2 separate regions of the Homo sapiens genome follow, and region 1 is linked to region 2. The links are chromatin contacts, found by Hi-C in ENCODE. All regions are on one chromosome and are shown on one strand. Each heading gives the region's core, a stretch centred on a gene start or an enhancer-like site at or near the end of the contact. The rest is flanking DNA. Distances are from core to core; before and after follow the strand shown. Region 1 overlaps CYTH1 (cytohesin 1). Region 2 has its middle 12 kb from the start of LINC01993.

Region 1 (6,679 bases), core at 2,161-4,660, 410 kb after region 2:
CGCATGCCACCATGCTCACTGTGTTGCCCAGGCTAGTCTCAAACTCTTGGGCTCAAATGATCTGCCTGCGTCAGCCTCCCAAAGTGCTGGGATTACAGGCATAAGCCACTGTACCCAGCCAGTTTTCTTTTTTTAACATGATTTTTAAAAAAACTTTATCAGGGTAGGCCGGGCACAGTGGCTCATGCCTGTAATCCCAGCACTTTGGGAGGCCGAGGTGGGTGGATCACAAGGTCAGGAGTTCAAGACCAGCCCAGCCAACATGGTGAAACCCTGTCTCTACTAAAAATACAAAAATTAGCCAGGCATGGTGGTGGGCACCTGTAATCCCAGCTACTCGGGAGGCTGAAGCAGGAGAATCACTTGAATTTGGGAGTTGGAGGTTGGAGTGAGTGGAGATCCACCACTGCACTCTAGCCCGGGTGACAGAGTGAGACTCCGTCTCCAAAAAAAAAAAAAAAAAAAAAAAACTTTATCAGGGTATAATTTACTTATAATACTCCTACTGTAGGTACATATTTGAATTTTTAGTATACTTACTAAGTTGTGCAACATCACCATAATCCAGTTTTAGAACATTTTCATCTCCCCTACAGAATTCCTCACACCTTTTTACAGTTAATCCTTACTTCTACCTCCATCCCCAGGCAACTATTAATCTATTGTCTGTCTCCACAGATTTGCCTATTCTGGACATATCATACAAACAGAATCATAAAAGATGTGGATTTTCAGATCTGGCTTCTTTCATTAGCATAATGTTGTCAAGGTCATGGTGCTGGAGCGTGGGCCAGTACTACATGCCTTCTTGCTGCTGGGTCATCTTCCATGGTATGGATAAACCACATCTGTTTATCCATTCACCAGATGATGGACACTTAGGCTGTTTACAGTTTGGGACAATTATGCAGAAGGCTGCTATCAGCATTTGCATATATGTCTTTGTGTGGACACGTTTTCATTTTCCTTGGGTAGATACCCAGGGGTGGACACTGCTGGGTCATACGGTACATCTGTATTTAACTTTTTAAGAAGTTGCTAAATAATAGGCAGTTTTCTTGACTGTATCAGAATGAAAAATGCAGATTCACAGACCAAGCTTCTCAAAGTCTGGTCCACCAACCAGCAGCCTTGGGAGCATATCAGACGTGAAGACGCTCCGCTCGTTTATACATACACGTCACCTGGGGCCTCAACAAAACAGATTCTGACTCTATGTCTGAGAAGGGGCCTGTGCTTCTGCTGTATGTTTAACATGATCCCATGTGTGGAGTCTGAGTAGCAAGGCCCTGGACCGGCTGAGTAACTCAGAAGTACAAGGGGCAGAACCTAGGAATTTGAATTTTTAAAACCTCCTGCAGTAATTCTGGTATGCACCCAAATTTAAGAACCACTGCCATCAATATCAATAGTAATTTTATAATCTCCGAGAGCAAAAAAGTTGCTCGGAAATAAAATCATAAAATGTTATTGCCTTAAAGAACACATGTGTTCTCTAGCTAAATCCATGGAGGGAAGAAAATATTCCTAAGTGTTTTGAGGGTTGGTGTTTTTTGTGTTTTTGTTTTTGTTACAGGCAGGGTCTTGCTCTGTCACCCAGGCTGGAGTACAGTGGTGTGACTGTGGCTCACCGCAACCTTTAACTCCTGAGCTCAAGTGATCCTCCGGCCTCAGCCTCCTGAGTAACTAGGACTACAAGCAGATACTACCACAACTGGCTACTTTTTAAAATATTTTGTAGAGACAGAGTCTTGCTATGTAACCCAGGCTGGTCTTAAACTCCTGGCCTCAAGCAATCCTCCTACCTTGGCCTCCCAAAATGCTGGTATTATAGGCATGAGTCATCGCATCCAGGCTGTTTTGACCTTTTGAAAGGAACACCTGAAAACTGTGAGTAGTATCAGAACTTCCAGGTGTAAGATAATCTGGGCTCCCCTGTCAACAGCTGCCTTAGGAAACAAAGTCATGGGGGAAACACCATTTAATTTCAGCCAGAATGAAGGGTTATGACCAGGTATCTAGAAATTCCTATTTAACTAAAATGATTGTCTAATCATTTTTTTCTAAATCCAGGAAGATTACTTTGATCAGTATTTCCAAACAAATACCACAAGGAAGGCCTGTTTCATGGTTTCCAGTGTAAGTGGTGAGGCAGCGTCAGAGGTGCCCACAGAAGCAAGGGGTGAAACTCCTGGGAATGCTCAGCTTCCTGGGCCTCAGTCCAGTCCTCACCAAAGGCTTTCCTGCAGCCACCAGAACGCACACTCCCAGATATCCGCCAGTCACAGTCTGTGCCACATGACTGCCTGGGACACACACCAGAGATGGCTCCCTAATTTCATTAGCTAGCCAGCTCACTTCTCTATCTGCCCCACTTGGAGCCCCTATAGCTCTAGGCCTTAGGCAGCTACTTCTCTAAGTGGCTTTCCCCAGCCTACACAGGTCTGACACCCCAGTTAAGGTGTCCAAAGGAAAACAGCTTACTGCTACTGGATCGCCTTAGTTAACTGACGCGTATACATTTCAGAAAGTGAAATCCTGTACTACATGAGTATATTATTTCTGCTTGATTAAATAGTATTTAGGATCATTCCTACAAAATGCATCAGATCGTCGATGAGAAACATGAATTCTCTCCTATAAGAAAGTCCGAGCAAATGTAATGCCTGCTTGAGAAACAAATGCAGGGTGAGCCTGAGTACCCGTATGGATGGATCCTCAGGGATGTGCAGAATCACTTCCGTCTTGGCGCTTTCGATACCGGAAAACCATTTTAAGTTCCAGATTAAAAAATAATAATAACCTAAAGACTACTTCCTGACTCACAACTTCAGATGCAGTTCATGAGTTACAAGTCTTCCCAAATTCACTGGCTGAGTACTTTGGATGCACTCACGTTCCTGGTGTCTGCGTTTCCTTGCTGTTCTATGGTAACTGACAGAGAATTAATCAAGAGAAAAACAAAGGGCACACTGAATTCTGAATATGTGTGTGCAGACACCGGAATATACAGAAAGGAAACGTACCAAAATATGAATCCTGATTATCTCTGGGATAAGTGTTTATGAGAAATTTGTTTTTTATACTTTTCTGTATTTTACCAATTTTCTGCAGTAAAGGTGTATTACCTTTATAGTCAGAAAAAAGCCATTTTTTTTTACATTTTTAAGATCGAGGTAAAATTTACATTTAACAAAATGCACACACCTTAAGTGCACAGTTCAATTTGTTTTGATGAGTGCATATACCCTTGAAGCACCACTCAGATTAATACAGAATATTCCTGCCATCCCTGTAAGTTCCCTATGGCCCTTCCTAGTCAACCCCACCCCACCCCGCCCCAGCAACCACCTCGGAGGCAGCACTGTCATGATTTCGGCTAGCACACTAGCACAGCTTAGTTTGCATGTTCTAGATGCTCACGCATGGAAGCACACGGTGCCCACAGTTTCTTTCACTCATCACAATGTTCGTGAGATTCATCCGTGCTGCTGCACGCTAGCAGTTCATTCCTTCACACTGCTGAGTAATAGTCTATTACCTCGACCTGTTTATCCAGTCACCTGCTGGCAGCCATTCAGGGTATTTCCAGCTTTTGGTTATTTTATATAAGAATGCTATAGATATTCTTGTACAAGTCTTTGTATGGACATGTTTTCATTTCTCTTAAGTAACTAGGAGTTGAATTGCTGATGAAACTGCCAAACTTCTTTCCCAAATGGTTATATTATTTTATTCTCACTAGCACTTGCCAACATGAGGTACCATCAGTCTTTTTAATTCTAGCCATCATAGGGGATGTGAAGTACCGTTTCATGGTGGTTTTAAATTACATCCCCTACAACTAATGATGTTAAGCATTTTTCATGTGTCTACTACACATATGGCTTCTTTTGTAAAGTGTCCAAGTTTTTTGCCCATTTTCTTATTTGGGCTGCCTTTCTATCATATATTCTAGATACAAGTCCTTTTTCAGATATATTTGTTACAAATATTTACTTCTAATCTGTTGCCTGTTCATTTCTTTTAATAGTTTTTAATAGTTTTATCTTTTACAAAAGCGGAAGTTTTAAATTTTTATGAAGTCCAACGTATCCGTTTCATTTAAGCTACGAGTGTTTAAAATGGAAAGAGGGGAAACTAATCCAAAATACCAAATGGACAATACAGAGACTGGCCGTGGTGAGCTGGCTGCCTTCTGTGGAGGACTCAGCCTCACTATACCCTGAAGGCACTGCCCACAGGAGTCTAAAACAACAAATCAAACAGTCCTACGAAGCCAGACAGGAAGACTTAGGCTTAGAAAAATACAGACATGTAGTGAATTGGAAACAGCTCATTTATTGCATTAAGCAGTCAGAAAACGGTCTGGGAACCCCATTCAAAACTAAACTCTCAAAGTCACTAACATTTCATGAAAATAAAAGGAAAAAAAAAAGCAGAGTCCTTGTCCTTTTATACTATCATCGCATTTCTACATTTTCTTCCCTTAAGCATTAGGAAGGTGCAAATAAGCTCACGATTATCCTCAGACATGACTGGACACTCCAGCCCTTTGAAATCGTATCAGCAGCATTCATTAAGCTTTTCCTTTACACAAAGGAAAAACAGAAACTTTAAAATGCACACCGACAGTGGACAACAGAGGGGAGTAATTCACATAAAAATTTAGGAGCAGTTTAAGGCTTTCTGGGACCTTTGAAGTTCTCCAGTTCAATTTTTTTTTTTTTTTTTGAGACGGAGTCTCGCTCTGTCACCAGGCTGGAGTGCAGTGGCGCGATCTCAGCTCACTGCAACCTCCACCTCCCGGGTTCAAGCAATTCTCCTGCCTCAGCCTCCCGAGTAGCTGGGACTACAGGTGTGCACCACCACACCCGTCTAATTTTTGTATTTTGAGTAGAGACAGGGTTTCACCATGTTGGCCAGGATGGTCTCGATCTCTTGACCTCGTGATCCACCTGCCTCGGCCTCCCAAAGTGCTGGGATTACAGCCGTGAGCCACCGCGCCCGGCCTCCAGTTCAATTTTTTAAACACTGGAAGAAGCTCCTATGTTCAGGAGGCCTTGCGGTGAAGGATGGAAGGCAGACATTATGGGTGTGTATGTGCTTGCTAGAATTAGAAAGACACAAAGCTGACTTTTTCCTTCAATGTGCCACGTAAGCATAATTAAGGCCTGGGTGCTTTAAGGAATTACAACCACAGAAGCCACCTGGCAGCAGGGCAGACTCACCTTTCCTCTGTGGATCCCAGGTTTTCAATTTCATTAGCTACTTCTGCTATCTCATCCTTCAGCCTCTATAAAACAGACAGTCCAGAGTCAGCAGGAAAGGCAGATGCAGATCAAATTAAAACTTCTAAAATCTCACATAACTCCCTCCAACCAAAAACAAAATAAAGCAAAATGAAACAAAATATGACAAAAATGCAAAAAGTAAATTAGGAAAATTCATGTTTCAGAAATATTTATTGAGTGCCTACCAAACAGTAAGCATTCCAGAAAACACCAAGGTAGAAAAGAATACAGCCTCTGACCTCAAGGAGTTTACGGTCTAGGAAAGTTTATAAGCATATATGCTGTGTGAAAAACAAAACCTGGCTGCCTCATCACAATCTTTCAGAACAAGTCTGCAGCTTACTAAACACAAGCATGCCAGAAAATTCAGAGGACAAAGTCTCCTACCCAAAGCCCAGGCTGCAGAGCCTGCAGTAGCTGTGCCAGGGCAACAATGCCACCAAGCGGCTGGCAAAGGGAATGTCTGATCAAATCGGCTGTGCATCCGCACCCACCCTCCTCATTCCAGCACACTGTTGGTCAGAATGGATGGGCTCTCACGGGGAAGTGGGGCTTAAGTGGAGAGCTGCTTAGCTTTCTCACGATCTACCAGTGAAGCAGAAATCAAAGGATCAGGGAGAACTATCAAAATATACTTAAATCAACTCCAGAGAAAGTCAAGTCTTTCCTCATTTTGCTACTTTGGGCAACAGGATTCCCTCCTTAACCCCACTCCTAATGTCTTGTGAAGAATTCTGAAAGAATAACATTTGCTGTCTTAGGGCGAAAATAATCCAACTATTGGCTTCTAGACTTATTTCCTACAAGCTTGATAGTTACAAAAAGGAACTTGGAAAAATTGTAATTGTAAAATTGCTATCACTAAGTACATCTATAGGGACCAGAAATTATGCTGTCTTTCATGCTAAGTCCTTCCAACTGTGTAGCAGGTGTTTTCATGATCTGACAGATGAAGAAACTGAAGTTCAAGGAACCGGAACTCTCTTGTCTCAAATCATTCAGCCAGTAAGCGGCAGAGCCAGAGCCAGGGCGTGGGCCGAGCTTCGCCTGAAGCCCACATTCTCATTGCCTCTCCTCATCCACTCTGCTCCGCAAGGGCAAACACAGCAGAGAGGACTACTCAGGAGACAGGAGTCTTGCAGGCTATCTCCAGCTCCGACAACCGACCAACTGGGTGAACCTGGACAAGCCACTCAACCTCTCTGACACTGCATCTCCTCAGCTGTAGAGGAAAGGTGACTGATTATCAACACCTACGCTTTGTGCAGAGCTGTAGTGAGGGCAGGTCAAAAGTGTCTTGAGGAGACACTCTGCAAAGGACACCCTTTCATACAAATGGAACTGTCACTGTGGTTCTTACGTTGGTGAAACCACCATGCCACTCT
Region 2 (7,070 bases), core at 4,182-6,681:
GGCAATCTCAAGAGAGCCACCTGCAAGGGACAGAGGTGTGGCAGCAGCCCTGGAGAGAAGGAGGCCAAGCAGAGAGGGTGCAGGCTGCCAGGATGGAGCCTCTGCCCGCCACTCACTGGGCAGCAGTGGAGCTGCCTCTGCCTGTATCATCCCCATTTTATGAATGGGGAAGCTGAGGCAGAAGCAGTGATACAGCCAGAATGAACAGTCTTAGGCATCGTCCACAGACCAGCGAGTTACTCCACCAGGTGTCTGTATCACCCAAAGAACCTGAAGTGCATGGGCTCCTTGCGAGCTTTTTTCTCTCAAAAAAAAATTGTGGGGCTGGGCGCCGTGGCTCACACCTGTAGTCCCAGTACTTTGGGAGGCCAAGGCGGGTGGATCACTTGAGTTCAGGAGTTCAAGACCAGCCTGGGCAACATGGCAAAACCCCGTCTCTACTAAACACACAGACAGTTTGGCTGTAGTGGCGCATGCCTGTAGTCCCAGCTACTTGGGGGACTGAGGTGGGAGAATCGCTTGAGCCCAGGAGGCGGAGGTTGTAGGTGAGCCGAGATGGTGCCACTGCACTCCAGCCTGGGCGACAGAGTGAGATCCTGTCTCAAAAAAACTGTGGTAAAATAGGCCGGGGGTGGTGGCTTACGCCTGTAATCCCACCACTTTGGGAGGCCAAGGTGGGTGGCACCGGAGGTCAAGAGTTTGAGGCCAGCCTGGCCAACATGGTTAAACCCCTTCTCTACTAAAAATACCAGCGTTAGCTGGGTGTGGTGGTGCGCACCTATAGTCCCAGCTACTCGGGGGGCTGAGGCAGGAGAATCGCTAGAACCCAGGAGGTGGAGGTTGCAGTGAGCCGAGATCACATCACTGCACTCCAGCATGGGTGGCAGAGTGAGACTCTGTCTCAAAAAAAAAAAAAAAATTTGTGGTAAAAAACACATAGCATAAAATTTGCCACTTTAGCCTTTTTTTTTTTTTTTAGACAGAGTCTCGCTCTGTCGCCCAGGCTGGAGTGCAGCAGCACGATCTCGGCTCACTGCAAGCTCCGCCTCCCAGGTTCACACCATTCTCCTGCCTCAGCCTCCTGAGTAGCTGGGACCACAAGTGCCCGCCACCGTGCCTGGCTAATTTTTTGTATTTTTAGTAGAGATGGGGTTTCACCATGTCAGCCAGGATGGTCTCAATCTCCTGACCTCATGATCCACCTGCCTCGGCCTCCCAAAGTGCTGGGATTACAGGCGTAAGCCACCGCGCCCAGCCAACTTTAGCCATTTTTAAGTGTTTCAATTCAGTGGCAGTAAGTATCTTCACATCGTTGTGTGACCAAGTGTCAGAGGTGACGTGGGCTGTCCAGGACACATGACTGGTGGGAACTACAGGGTCCCCGTCCTGGTCCTCACACCGCTGTTGGCCCTGGACAAGGTATGTCTTCTGAGTGCGACCAGAGGCCCAGAGAGCACGGGATTGGCTGCGGTTGCCAGTGCCTGGGGCAGTTCCCGCTAATGCCATCGTCCTGGGGATCCCCTTGAGTCCCCTGCTCCTGCTTCTTAGTTTGCTGCACCCCAGAGGGTGACTGGGACCCCCATGCCTGGGACACTGGTTGCATAGGCAGCTTCCAGGGCCACCCCAGACCTCCCAGCTCAGAGTCCTGGGGCCTGGGGCTGTGAGTTAATCAGTGTCCAGGCAACCAGGGATGCCACAAGAAGTCAGGAAGTTTCCAGACTTGCCTGGTCTCAGAATTATCTAAGCTCCTTTTTTTATTTTTTTTTTTTTAAGACAGGGTCTCGCTCTGTTGCCCAGGCTGGAGTGCAGTGGTGGGATTTTGGCTCACTGCAGTCTCAACCTCCAGGGTTCAAGTGATTCTTTCACCTCAGCCTCCCAAGTAGCTAGGACCACAGGCGTGTACCACCATGCCCCAGCTAAGTTTTTAAATATTTTGCTGAGACAGATCTTGCCATGTTGCCCAGGCTGGTCTTGAACTTCTGGGCTCAAGCGATCCTCCCAACTTGGCCTCCCAAAGAGCTGGGATTACAGGTGTGAGCCACTGCGCCCGGCCCATCTGAGCTACTTTTAGAAGTATAGGTTCTCTGGCTTCTCTCCAGCTGAGACCAAACCACCTCTGAATCTATTGTTAAGAGGTACAAGGGGCTTGTGATACAAAAGTGGCAAAGCTGGACAGGCACAGTGGCTCATGCCTGTAATCCTAGCACTTTGGGAGGTTGAGGTGGGCCGATCACTTGAGGTCAGAAGTTCAAGGCCAGTCTGGCCAACATGGTGAAACCCTGTCTCTGCTAAAAATACAAAAATTAGCCTGGCATGGTGGTGCGTGCCTGTAGTCCCAGCTACTCGGGAGGCTGGGACAGGAGAATCACTTGAACCTGGGAGGCGGAGGTTGCAGTGAGCTGAGATCATGCTGCTGCACTCCAGCCTGGGCAACAGAACAAGACTCTGTCTCAAAACAAAACAAAACAAAAACAAAAACAAACCTGCAAGGCTGTCGGTTCATGCGCTCATTCCTTCACTCATTACTGCAGTCCTACTCTGTGTATTCATTATTGCAGTCCTACTGTGTGTGCCTCACCTCTGCAGCCGGATCCTGCCCCAGCCCCAGGCATGAAGGCATGGAGCCCCTGCCTGTGCACGTCCTTCTTCCTGGGCTACCCTGCCTCTCCCCTTGTGCCTGACATTGAGGGCTGTGAGACCTCCTACTCGTCACCCCTCAGCCAGCTCTGTTTGGCCCCCCAAAAGCCTTGGGACCTCCTCGGGTCCTGGACGTGGGACTGGCTCTGATTCTAGCCTCTGGGCTGGGCTGCTGCTGACAAGTGTTCAGCTCCTGCTGCTCAGATGAATGAAGGGACAGAAGGCGGGTGTCTAGGCATGGCCGGGACCTGGGATTCTATTTTTTTTTTTTTTTTTTGAGATGGAGTTTCGCTTTTGTCGCCCAGGCTGGAGTGCAGTGGTGCGATCTTGGCTTACTGCAACCTCTGCTTCCAGGGTTCAAGCGATTCTTCTGCCTCAGTCTCCCTAGTAGTTGGGATTACAGGCGTGCACCACCAAGCCCAGCTAATTTTGTATTTTTAGTAGAGACGGGGTTTCTCCACGTTGGTCAGGCTGGTCTCAAACTCCCGACCTCAGATGATCCGCCTGCCTCGGCCTCCCAAAGTGCTGGGATTACAGGTGTGAGCCACCATGCCCAACCCCCCAGCCAGGACGGGAACTTCTTAGGATCCGGCTGCAGCCCAGGGCAGAGGAGTTCCCGCGGCTTCCTCCAGTGAGTTAAGTCAGGCCTGAGTGAGCATCTACTCTTTCTGGGCCGCTAGAGGGAGACCTTCGCAGCCTCGTACTTGGCTCAAGACACCAGGCTAAGGGGTGTCAGTGTGTGTGAGTGTATGTGTGTGTGTGAGTATGTGTTTTGTGTGTGTGTGAGTGGCGTGTGTGTGTTGAGTGTGAGTGTGTGAATGAGTGTGTGTGTGTTTTGTGTGTGAGTGCGAGTGTGTTTGTGTGTTGAGTGTAAGTGTGAATGAGTGTGTGTGTTGTGTGTGTAAGTGCGAGTGTAAGTGTGTGTGAGAGAGAGTGTGTGTGTCCTACCTGGGCATGCACGGGTGGGTGTGGGCAGTGACCTGAGCCCTGCACGTACTGCCAGGTGGCCCGGCTTGCCAAAGGTGGGGAAGGGTTATTTACCCAAAGTGGGAGAGACCTGCAGGCTGGGCGGCAGCGGCAGGAAGAACAGCGAGCGAGGCCACAGTGGCATCCATGGAAGATGTTATTTGGGGCCTTTTCCGTGCCTGCTACTGTTCTTCGCATCCTGCGTGTATCACGAGAAGCAATCCTATCAAAGGAGGACCTATGAATACAATATCCACTTTACAGAGGAAGAAACTGAGGCTCAGAGAGGCTGAGTCACTTCCAGAGCTGAGATTTGAACCCAGGGAGTGGGGGCTGGGGCCTGGGCTCCACAGCACAAAGGAGCCCTGCCTGCTGGGACAAGGAGCTGCCTTGTGGTATGGCCAGTGTGCCCAAGCCAGCCTTTGGAGCCCGCTGGGCTGGCTCTGGGTTCCAGCTCTGCCGCCTGCCTGCTGAGTGTCCTTGGGAAAGTCCCTCCACCTCCCTGAGCCCCGCTTTCTCCTCTGTAAGATGGGACTAATGACACCTATTTCTCTGGTTGTTTAGAGGTTTAATGGTTCACTGTATGCAGAGGGAGGCAGACTTCAGGGCCTCCTCAGGAGCCTTGGCATGCGGCCACAGGGCCTTTGTATGTACTGTGTGTGCGCCTAAGATGCCCATTAGAAAGATAAGATGCCACCTCACTGCGGACTCCCCTTAATCTCCCTGCTGCAGGGCCAGCTCCAGGGGTGTGTGACCTATGGAGGTGCACTGGTCCCCATGCTCAGAGCACGCTGTGCTGGGTTTAATGATCTCCGTCACCATTTCGAAATTCTTAGTGATTTTTTAACAAGGAGCCCTGCATCTTCATTTTGCACTGGGCCCTGCCAGTGTCACAGCTGGGCCTGCCCTGCAGTTTCTTTTTCTTTCTTTCTTTTTTTTTTGAGATGGAGTCTCGCTTTTGTTGCCCAGGCTGGAGTGCAATGGCATGATCTTGGCTCACTGCAGCCTCCATCTCCTGGGCTCAAGTGATTCTCCTGCCTCAGCCTCCCAAGTAGCTGGGATTACAGGCGCCCACCACCACGCCCAGCTAATTTTTGTATTTTTAGTAGAGATGGGGTTTCACCATGTTGGCCAGGCTGGTCTCAAACTCCTGACCTCAGGTGATCCGCCCACCTCAGCCTCCCAAAGTGCAGGGATTACAGGCGTGAGCCATGGTGCCCGGCTGCCCTGCAGTTTCTCCTCCTGCGCCGTGCCCCGCATGATCTGCCCCCAGCGAGGAAGGAGACTGAAGAGCAGCAGGGAGGGTCCCTGGAGACAGAGCGGGCAGAGTGGGCTCGACGCACCCCTGACACCCATCAGCAGGCGCCTTCCTCAATGCGGACAGGCAGACCCTCCTCTCTTGGGCACACACTCAGTCAGCCCCTGGGTCAGTTGCTCCTCCTAAAATGGGACTGACAGTTGAAGACCTCCAAGCTTCCCAGTCATAGCAGTGGCCCCTCTCAGCCCACACCCAGTCCACTCTGGATTGCTAGTGGGGATCCCCCGAGACAGGGTTCTCCCCCAGGCTGGTCAGCCCCACATCTGTGAAGCTTTCTGGGCCTCTCCACACCCCCAGTTCTCTGAGGCAGGCGGGGTCTCCAGGGCAAACTCGTGTGAGCCTCACCTGTGTGTTGCACCGTCCTGTCTGCAAACAGAAACCCTCACGCTGCCGAGCCGATGCCTCTGTCCCCAGCACCTCCTTGGGGACGGTGGACTCCATGGTCAAAGGGCCAACTCAGGGGAGCCACAGTATCTGTGCTTCAGGCAGCCCGAGTTGAGGACGTGTGGCATTCTGCTGGCATCGTTCATGCCTCACTCTTGGCTCTGGGGCTGGGCACTTGCTTTCTGGCCCAGCCTGCCGCCAGGGTGAATGGCCTCTGGGGCAGATGGCGTTCTGGGAACAGGTAATGTCCTGGCCAGCGGGCAGGCCGGAGCTGGAGCCTGGGTGGAGGGCTCCCCAAGGACCACCCTGGGTCCCACTCGGCTTTCCCTGCGTGGGGGCGACACTGTTGCCAGTTACAGACCGCCCAAGAGTGCCCCGAGATCTAAGCATAGGACACAACAGGGGCTGGTCTCATCCACCTCGGATCCACCCACCTGCAGCCCAGTCCGGCTGTGTCCCTCAGGTCACACTCACTGTGTTTTGAGAACTCTCCTCCGGGCCTACAAAGTTTGCCAAGGCGAATGTCAAAGGGATATGGGGGCAACAGCTCCCAAGATCAGCCCTAATCCACCCTCCTCATCTGCCCTCTCCATGGGGCCTCACTCCATGTCTCCAACATCTCAGGTTGGTGTCCAAGCCACGGCCTCACATGGACTCACCTCCTGCTTCAGTCTCTGTTTCTGACCAGGCTTCTTGCTCCCAGGGAGGAGCGAGCTTGGACCGCTGCTCTCAGAAGGGACCCTCCTAGCTGGACCTGCCCCTGATTTGGCCGGGTGCCCTGGGCTCTGTGCCCATCTCCACCAACCTCCCAGAAGCGAGAGCTGGATACCTGCCTCTCTGTGTCCAGCTTCCTTCCTTCCTTCCTCAACAATCAGTTATTAAACACCCAGGATACAGATGCACGGTGCTGCTGCAGCTGTCCTCCAGGCTGCCTTTTTTTTTTTTTTTTTTTTTTTGAGACAAAGTCTCACTCTGTCGCTCAGGCTGGAGTGCAGTGGCACGATCACAGCTCACTACAACCTCAACCTTCTGGGCTCAGGTGATCCTCCTACCTCAACCTCCCAACTAACTGGGACCACAGGTGCATGCCACCATGCCTGGCTTGTATTTTGTGTAGAGATGAAGTTTTGCCATGTTGCCGAGGCTGATCTCGAACTCCTGGGCTCAAGTGATCCACCCACCTCGGCCTCCCAAAGTGCTGGGATTTCAGGCGTGAGCCACCGTGACTGGCCCCATGCTCTTGGCTTCTAATCATAGACTTTGGGGCTCATTCAGATCACCTCTCATAGTGAACTTTTGTCACTTTCTTCTCCACCATCCACTTTACCCCAGGGATGAGCCTTCATTGGTCTAAGCCAGTCTGACTCTCTCACCCCCTTGGTTATAACGATATAGGATACATGTCCCAACCCGGGTCAGATGGCCCTATAAATAGGTTTCAGTTGCTTTACCTACAAGTAGTTCCTTTTTTTTTTGAGATGGAGTCTTGCTTTGTCACCCAGGCTGGAGTGCAGTGGCACGACCTTGGCTCACTGCAACCTCCGCCTCCCAGGTTCAAGTGATTCTCCAGCCTCAGCCTCCCAAGTAGCTGCAATTACAGGCGCACACCACCACGCCCAGCTAATTTTTTTTTTTTTTTTTTGAGACGGAGTCTGGCTCTGTCCCCCAGGCTGGAGTGCAGTGGCACAATCTCGGCTCACTGCAAGCTCCACCTCCCGGGTTCACGCCATTCTCCAGCCTCAGCCTCCCGAGTAGCTGGGACTAC

Evidence for each region. A loop is a pair of places that touch in the nucleus more often than their neighbours do. Pooled maps may share reads with other maps.
Region 1: a map of chondrocyte shows a loop between it and region 2 (2.6-fold over the local background). The contact joins two enhancer-like sites. A Hi-C loop is called at or near these places in 1 of 168 maps with a recorded cell type or tissue (chondrocyte), 1 of 37 single-sample maps with no recorded cell type and 14 of 50 pooled maps.

Annotation. Positions count from the first base shown.
Region 1 is chr17:78,702,966-78,709,644 of GRCh38, forward strand. It overlaps CYTH1 (cytohesin 1), which reads right to left. Exons shown (of 14, transcript NM_004762.6): 3 at 5,232-5,296. Among named protein-coding and RNA genes, the nearest start is that of SCAT1, 74 kb to the left of the region's middle. Within about 2 kb of position 3,411, at least 9 of the 41 ENCODE cell types and tissues checked have a DNase peak (open chromatin) inside an H3K27ac peak, as active enhancers do.
Region 2 is chr17:78,286,645-78,293,714 of GRCh38, forward strand. No RefSeq gene overlaps it. Among named protein-coding and RNA genes, the nearest start is that of LINC01993, 12 kb to the left of the region's middle. RefSeq lists an enhancer at 1,014-1,515 and a silencer at 5,087-5,356. Within about 2 kb of position 5,432, at least 2 of the 41 ENCODE cell types and tissues checked have a DNase peak (open chromatin) inside an H3K27ac peak, as active enhancers do.